2 separate regions of the Homo sapiens genome follow, and region 2 is linked to region 1. A link is a contact called in ENCODE Hi-C or POLR2A ChIA-PET data. All regions are on one chromosome and are shown on one strand. The core of a region is the stretch at or near the end of the contact, and the rest is flanking DNA. Distances in the headings are between cores, read along the strand shown.

Region 1 (3,497 bases), core at 986-3,485:
GGGAATGGGCCTGGTGTGTTCCAGGGACAGCAAAGAGGACAGTGAGGTGGTGTGGTAGGAGAGGAGGCTGGAGGGACCAGATCATGTGCAGCCTTTGTGCAGACATTTGCTCATTTGCTTTTCCTCTGGGTGAAATGGGGAAAGCCATTTTGAATGAAGGAATGACATGACTTTACCTTTTAAAACGATCACGGGTTACTCTTTTGAGAATAGACTATAGTGGGGGTCAGAGGTAAAAATGGGCAGTCCAGTTTAAGGGTTACTCAGAGAAGCAATTTAGCAATACAGTAATTCCCTCCTTATCCATGGAGGATGTGTTCTGAGACTCCCAGTGGTTGCCTGAAACTGCAGATAGTACTGAACCCTGTACTATGAAAAAATGTTGTGTTTTCCTATACAATAACAGGCAGGCAGCATATGCAGCATGGATGTGCTGAACAAAGGGATGAGTTACGTCCCATGCAGGATGGAGAAGGATGACCCAGGATTTCATCACACTACCCAAAACAGAGTGCAATTTAAAACTTGTGAATTATTTCTGGAATTTTTTATTTAATATTTCAGACTGTGGTTGATTGCAGGTAACTTAAACTGCAGACAGCAAAACTGCAGATTACTGTAATTCAGGTAAGAGATGATGATAGATTGTACCAAAGTGGTAGTAGTGGTGAGAAATGGTCTTATTCTGGATATATTTCAAATGTTGAAACAATAGAATTTCCTAACAAAATGGACATGATATGTGAGAGGAAGAAGGGAATTTAGAATGACTCTAGTAGTTTTGGCTCGAGACACTGAAAGGGTGGAGTTGAGATGGGGAAGGCTGTGGGGTGAGATGGGAAAGGTTTGTGAAGGATAAGAGTAAAGTTTGGGACATGTTGAGTTTGAGATGCTGTTAGAGATCTAAGTGGAGATATTAAGTAAGAAGTTGGGTATGAATCTGGGGTTCAGGAGAGAAATCTGGGCTGAAGTTACAAAATTAGGAGTTGTCAGCATGAAAATGTTACTTTAAAGCCAGAAGACTGGATAAAGTCACCAAGGGAGTAAGTTTAGAAAAGAGATGAGGACCAAAAACTGAGTGCTGGATATTGTAACTTTTAGGAAGTTTGGGAGAAGAGAAGGAACCAGCAAAGAATACTGAAAAAGAGCCTGCAGTGAGGTAACAGGAAAAGCAGTAGAATGTGGTATCCTAGAAGTCAAGCAAAAAAAGTTTCAAGGAAGACTGAATGATCAGCTGTGTCAAATGCTGCTCACAGATCAAGTCAGCTGAGAGCTGAAAATTAGCCCATTGATGGAACCATGTGAAGATCATTGTGATCTTGGGCAGCTTCTGTAGAGTGGCAGAGGCAAAAGCTAGACTGGGATGGATGTGTGAGAGAAAGGAAAAAAGAAGAGTTGTAAAGAGCATATATAGAGAACTCTTCGGAGAAGCTTTGCTGCTAAGAGGAGCAAAGAAACGGAAGAAAATGCTGGCATGAAAGTGGGGTCAAGAGATAGTTAATTTTTCTTGATTTGATGTATATTGTTGTCCTCTATTATTGATCTGGACCCTAATCTTTGTTCTTTCTTTACAAAGCTGTTATTTCTTACTGGCCACTGTTTGTTTTTTTGTTTTTTTGTTTTTTTTTTTTTTTTTTACCAGATCAGACAACCAATTAAGGTTTTATTTGAATATTTAACCCAACTATTGGTGTTCCTAGATAGCTATAGTTGCTGCTCTGTCTTCCTAAAATTTACTACCCTTTGTACCTTCAGTTCCCCACTCATCTTACATGAGAATCTCAGGCTTAGACTGGAATAATTTGGCAGTATAGGGCAAAAATGATGCTGATGCTGTAAATGCTTATTATTATAACACTTGTGTATCATTTACTATGAGTCAGGCACCATTTGAAGCGCTTTACATCCATTTACTCACTTAATCTTTACAATACCCTATGAACTAGGTATAATTATTATCTGCATTTTACAAATAAGGAAATTGAAGCAGAGAAAGATCAAGTAAATAGTTTTTCTTTTTTAAAAAAAAAACTAATAATCATGGAGCTGGGATTAAAATTCTGACGGTTTAGCTCCAGAGGCCATGCTTTTGAAGCAACTGGAGAATTTTAAGAGCAGGCAGTTAGCTAGAGAGATTTCATTTTACATAATATAGGAATTTGCTTGAGTGAATGGGTTATGTTTTTGGAGAAACAGGATAGAATACAGGAGCTGATTGGTCATTTCCTTAGATTTACTAGCCTATACATTAGTGGGCTGTGCTCAGCCCACAATCCTGGAAGGATGTGGTGGAACATTCTTAAATGATGACTTTTTTTTTAAAGGCTGTATTTCCTCAAGTTTCATGAATTCCTTTTTAAGTCAACAAGTAAATATTAAGCACCTACTCTTTGCATAAGAGGAAAAAAATTTAACTCCTTCCCTCTATATGTTTATTTTCCTGTGGGAAGCTGATTTGTTTATCACACAGGCTATAGAATCATTTGGAAACTAAAATAGAAAGGGCTTTGCATGTGAATGTAATATTTTACTATTTTTTAAAAGGATCCTTAAAATTTCTATGTCTTTAGAGATGAGGTGTGAACTAAATGATTCTTTGTTAAGTGTTATTTCTTAGAGCACTGGTGAGCAGTTGCCACTGAATCCTTCATTAATAATCCCTTCCTTTTCCAGAAGGACTTGCCAACACCCGTAAAGTATTCACTGGGAGAATTAAAGTCATATAAAAATAATTGGTGTTTGCTTCCTTCAAGGCATACATTTAAATACATTGCTCTATTTCTCTGTTCCTTGGCTGCCTCCTATGTTTAGTAACACTAGATCAGCAGACTTCCTCTTTCAAGGTTCAGCTGCTGGCCATTACGATTTCCCATGAGAAAGCAAACCTACCACTGTTTTACCCTTTTATCTTAATGTTTCATCCATTTGTGTCATATTATCTTGTGGGTTTGCATTTCTCAGTAGTAATAGCACTGCTGGTAAATAGAAAACAATGAATGTGATTATGTACCCCTGGCCGTCGTCGCCATCATCATCATCATCATCATCATCATCATTTGAGCCCTTTAAAAATTCCTATTGTAATCTCAGAGGAGTGGTTATCTATGATAGTAGACTATCCGTGGTTTCATTTTAAAAGGGATGTGTACAGTATTTTCATGTGAATTACTTTTAATGCCTTGGTGACAATTTTGCCATTCACCACTGAGTTCAGCTATGAACATTCCACCACTGGTCTACTTACTCCATCCTCAACTTTTTTACCTGAGCGTTTTTTAGAAAGTCATATATAAATTTATGCTGTATTCATGGCCTGCAGTTTCATGTGTATTTGGCTGTAACTTGTAATGACTAATATATATTGGGAGTTAGAACTGAAAATAATAGCTAACATTTACTGGGAGTCTTTCTCTGTGCCGGGCATTGTGATGAGCCCCATTACAAGCATCTAATTTAATCCTAATCTCTCAGAAAGCACATGCTATATTTTCTGCATT
Region 2 (3,577 bases), core at 145-2,644, 130 kb after region 1:
TTCTTCCACTTCGACCCCTATCCCCCATAATTCTTCTGTCTTTTTTTGGAGACAGAATCTTGTTCTGTCACCAGCCTGGAGTGCAGTGGAGCGATCTTGGCTCACTGCAACCTCTGTCTCCTGGGTTCAAGAGATTCTCCTGCCTCAGCCTCCCGAATAGCTGGGACTACAGGTGTGTGCCACCACGCCCAGCTAATTTTTGTATTTTTAGTAGAGACGGGGTTTCACCAGGTTGGCCAGGATGGTCTCGATCTGTGGACCTCGTGATCTGCCTGCCTCAGCCTCCCAAAGTGCTGGGATTACAGGCGTGAGCCACTGCTCCCAGCCAATTCTTCTATCTTTAAAAGGTAACCCAGGTTGGGAGGGAAGGCTGGGAGCACAGCAGAAGACAGAACTGCTTTGTTGAGCCCCAGAACCGGCAGCGGATACTCCCTGCCAATCACATGGCACTCACCTCTTTGTGTAAATTTAGAAGGTGCTTGCCCAGGAACAATCTGGCTTGACTGTCACAGCCATCCTGCAAGGTAAGTGGGGCAGTCGTTAACCCCATTTTCCAGATAAGGAAGCTGAGGCTCACATTGATTAAAAGACTTGCCCAAAGTAACCAAGCTGTTGAGGGGCAAAGCAGCAGGACATAGCATCCAGGTCTCTTGACTTTTGCTTCAAGAGCCCACAGCCACACTCGGTGCTTAGATGAGGCTTTGGCTTATCAGTGATTTGTGATGTTTGCCTTTTGCCAAAGAGGGGGATGGCTGAAGAGCTAGTGCCCTGACATTCTGGACTCTTGCCAGTAGATTTTGTCTGACTCTTGCTCTGATGCTATTCTTTGTTATTTTCAGGAAGGGGAGCTAGATGTAGAATACATTTCTTTTTCTTGGTAACGTGAACAGCAAGAAGCAAGTAGAGTACATTTCTTATGAGAGAATATGCTCGGGACTTTGATTCATATCTGGTGGGTCCCAAAAGACCAGGGTACTGCAGATTTAAGACCATGTTGCAAATTCGGCATGCATTCAATAGGACTACCTTAGTGAGGGGAGTAATTTTATAAAATTATCAATTCAGTCTCAAAGAATAATAGCAGGAAATGTATTTCTGACTATTTAGAAGTGACTCATTGTGGGACTGTTTGAAAACTATATTATTTTTATCAGTAAATAGAATTGCCTATAGTCAATGTTATCTCTTCACATCCAGGGATTCTAAGATCCGGTTACCCATTTCCCTCAAAACAGCAGATAGCAAAGCCAGGGAAATGAAAACCCACCAAACCTTCTGCAAGGCTGACACCACCCCTAAACCCCACTGCAAACTGATAACACCACACCCTCCTCTGCAAAATAACAGAGGGGCAGATAAGATGAAAATTTTCATTCCAATTAGCAATCATTTCCAGTCAGTGAAACGGCAGAATCAGAAGAGGTTCCACAACCAGAAAATCTTGGCTGGAATTTCACCATCAGGAATAAAACAGAAAAACTAAAAGAGTGCCCCAGATAGCCTTTCTTAGGGGCCTGTGTCAGGTAAGTGCTTTTGAATATTTAAAACAAAGGATGGCTAAGAGTTCTGCAGTCATTTTCCAGTTAAATATCAGATGGTATAAAATATTTTTATAGAAAGTACAGGCCAGGTGCGATGGCTCACACCTGTAATCCCCACACTTTGGGAGACCGAGGTGGGCAGATCACTTGAGGCCAGGTGTTCAAGACCAGTCTGGCTAACATGGCGAAACCCCGTCTCTACTGAAAATACAAAAATTAGCCTGGCGTGGTGATGCACACCAATAATCCCAGCTAGGTCAGGAGGCTGAGGCATGAGAATCGCTTGAACCCGGGAGGTGGAGGTTGCAGTGAGATGAGATCGAACCACTGCACCTCCAGCCTGGGCGACATAGTGACACTGTATCTCAAAAAGAAAAAGAATTCATAATCCACTTTTCATTAGCTGGTATTTGGCCTTACCAAGGTGAAGCATGAAAATGAAATTCTATCTGTATCAGCCAGATTTTCTCAGACACATGTATTCACTGCATGACGGACCCTGGTTTCCAAATTGTTAAGCATACCAGACTCTAGTGAATGCCCTTCCGAAAGGGCCATCATGCAGCAGGCCTTCCCATCGGAGAGCCATGGTCCCAGCCAAGGCAGCTTTCAGGGGTTGCTCCACCACTCTAGGGAGGCGGCCCAGATCTGTCTCTCCCAAACAGTGTCTGGGTTTGACACTTCCTGAGAAAGCAGAGATTGTTCCCTTTGTATGCCATGGCTCTGGAATGCAGCTCTTCCTGTAAGGAAGACAATGGTCTTTATGGGAAGGCTAGGACTTGAAGGAGGTAAGATTTGAACGGCAGAGCTGGGTGCTAGCTTTCCTGCTGAGGGAAATGGTGGGCACAGAACCCCCGCGGTGGGCAAGCTGGGGTGTGGGTGTGCCTGTGGGCTGGCAGGTGACTCTGCCCGGAGCATCGCAGGGGTGGGGAAGAGATCAAGGAGGTAAGAAAGGTAGTCTAGGGGGAGGGGCCCAGAGTTTTGAACACCAGACTTAGGAATCTGGGACATACGTACTGGCCTTTGCCATTCAAAGTGTGGTCCTGGGACCAACAGCATCCTTGGACTTGAAAGCTTGTTAGACACGCAGAAGCCCGGGCTCACCCCAGGCCTGCTGAATCACAACCTGCATTTTAACAAGACCCCCAGGAAATTTCTATCCTCCTTCAAGCACTGCTCTAGGCTAAGAGGAAGCAAGAACAATTTTTAGAGCTGGGGATAAAGTGATGGGAGGAGTGTTTGGGAATGAGGCCACTAGAGTGCTTAGAGAACACTCACTTGGGAGCCCCACAACAATGCAGGCGTGAGTGAAGGAGGGGGGTGGGGGGCTGCGAGGGAGACAGGTTTTCCCCACAAGCCACAAGGCCCGAGGCACGCCTCCTGCCCTGCCTCCACCTCAGGTCGCAGGAATCTTGTTGGTGATCCATCCAGATGTTGTGTGTTCTGGAAGTGGACATCGCGGCTCTGTGTTTTTGAAGTCAGATCTCATTGCTGTGGTTTCTATGCCTGACCCCCCGAAGTTCTTGCTCCTGTTGCCACAGGGAGCCGGGAGAGCACAGAGCGCTGCTCCCGGTGCCCTGCAGCCACACAAACATGCTCCTGCTCCTGGCGGAGGCAGAGCTGCTGGGAAAGACATTTCGGAAGTTTCCTGTGGCTGCAACAAATTGTTCAAATCTGCACTGGAGCACCGCTGTGACCTGTCTTTCTCCATCTTAGGGCAAACAGCTCCTGAAACTGGAAACTCCCCAGCACCTCCTCACCCTACCCCTCAGGCTCTCCTTGTGGGGGTGGGGCAGGGGGAGTTGTCTGGAATGCCTGGCCTCTCTGTCCAAGCATGGCAGCCTTGCCCCATGGGTGGTGCAGACTCAGTTTCCCATGCACCTTGCCCCAGGGAGGAGGTAGGGGTTCCTTCCATAGAGATGGTGAAGAATAAGGGAGGTAGTGATCGTCTCTGGGATCCAGTTAGATCTGCGTTTGCAGGCAGAAAGAGGCTGGGGCACATGGAGAGAGTGATCAACTGGAAGATTCTAGGGTCC

The links. A loop is a pair of places that touch in the nucleus more often than their neighbours do. ChIA-PET counts read pairs that join two places held with the same protein, here RNA polymerase II (POLR2A). Pooled maps may share reads with other maps.
Region 2: a loop to region 1 is called in a map of endothelial cell of umbilical vein, with 2.3 times the contacts of the local background. The contact joins the promoter of FLJ20712 here to the enhancer-like site in region 1. A Hi-C loop is called at or near these places in 2 of 168 maps with a recorded cell type or tissue (PC-3 and endothelial cell of umbilical vein) and 1 of 50 pooled maps. POLR2A ChIA-PET finds 5 or more read pairs at or near these places in 2 of 52 experiments (AG04449 and endothelial cell of umbilical vein).

What each region holds. Positions count from the first base shown.
Region 1 is chr7:33,588,841-33,592,337 of GRCh38, forward strand. All of the region lies in intron 21 of BBS9 (Bardet-Biedl syndrome 9), which reads left to right. Among named protein-coding and RNA genes, the nearest start is that of FLJ20712, 140 kb to the right of the region's middle. Within about 2 kb of position 2,236, at least 2 of the 41 ENCODE cell types and tissues checked have a DNase peak (open chromatin) inside an H3K27ac peak, as active enhancers do; they include PC-3 and endothelial cell of umbilical vein, where a contact is called at or near this core.
Region 2 is chr7:33,724,587-33,728,163 of GRCh38, forward strand. It overlaps FLJ20712 (a long non-coding RNA gene), which reads left to right and starts at 1,395. Exons shown (of 2, transcript NR_165282.1): 1 at 1,395-1,523; 2 at 2,942-3,577.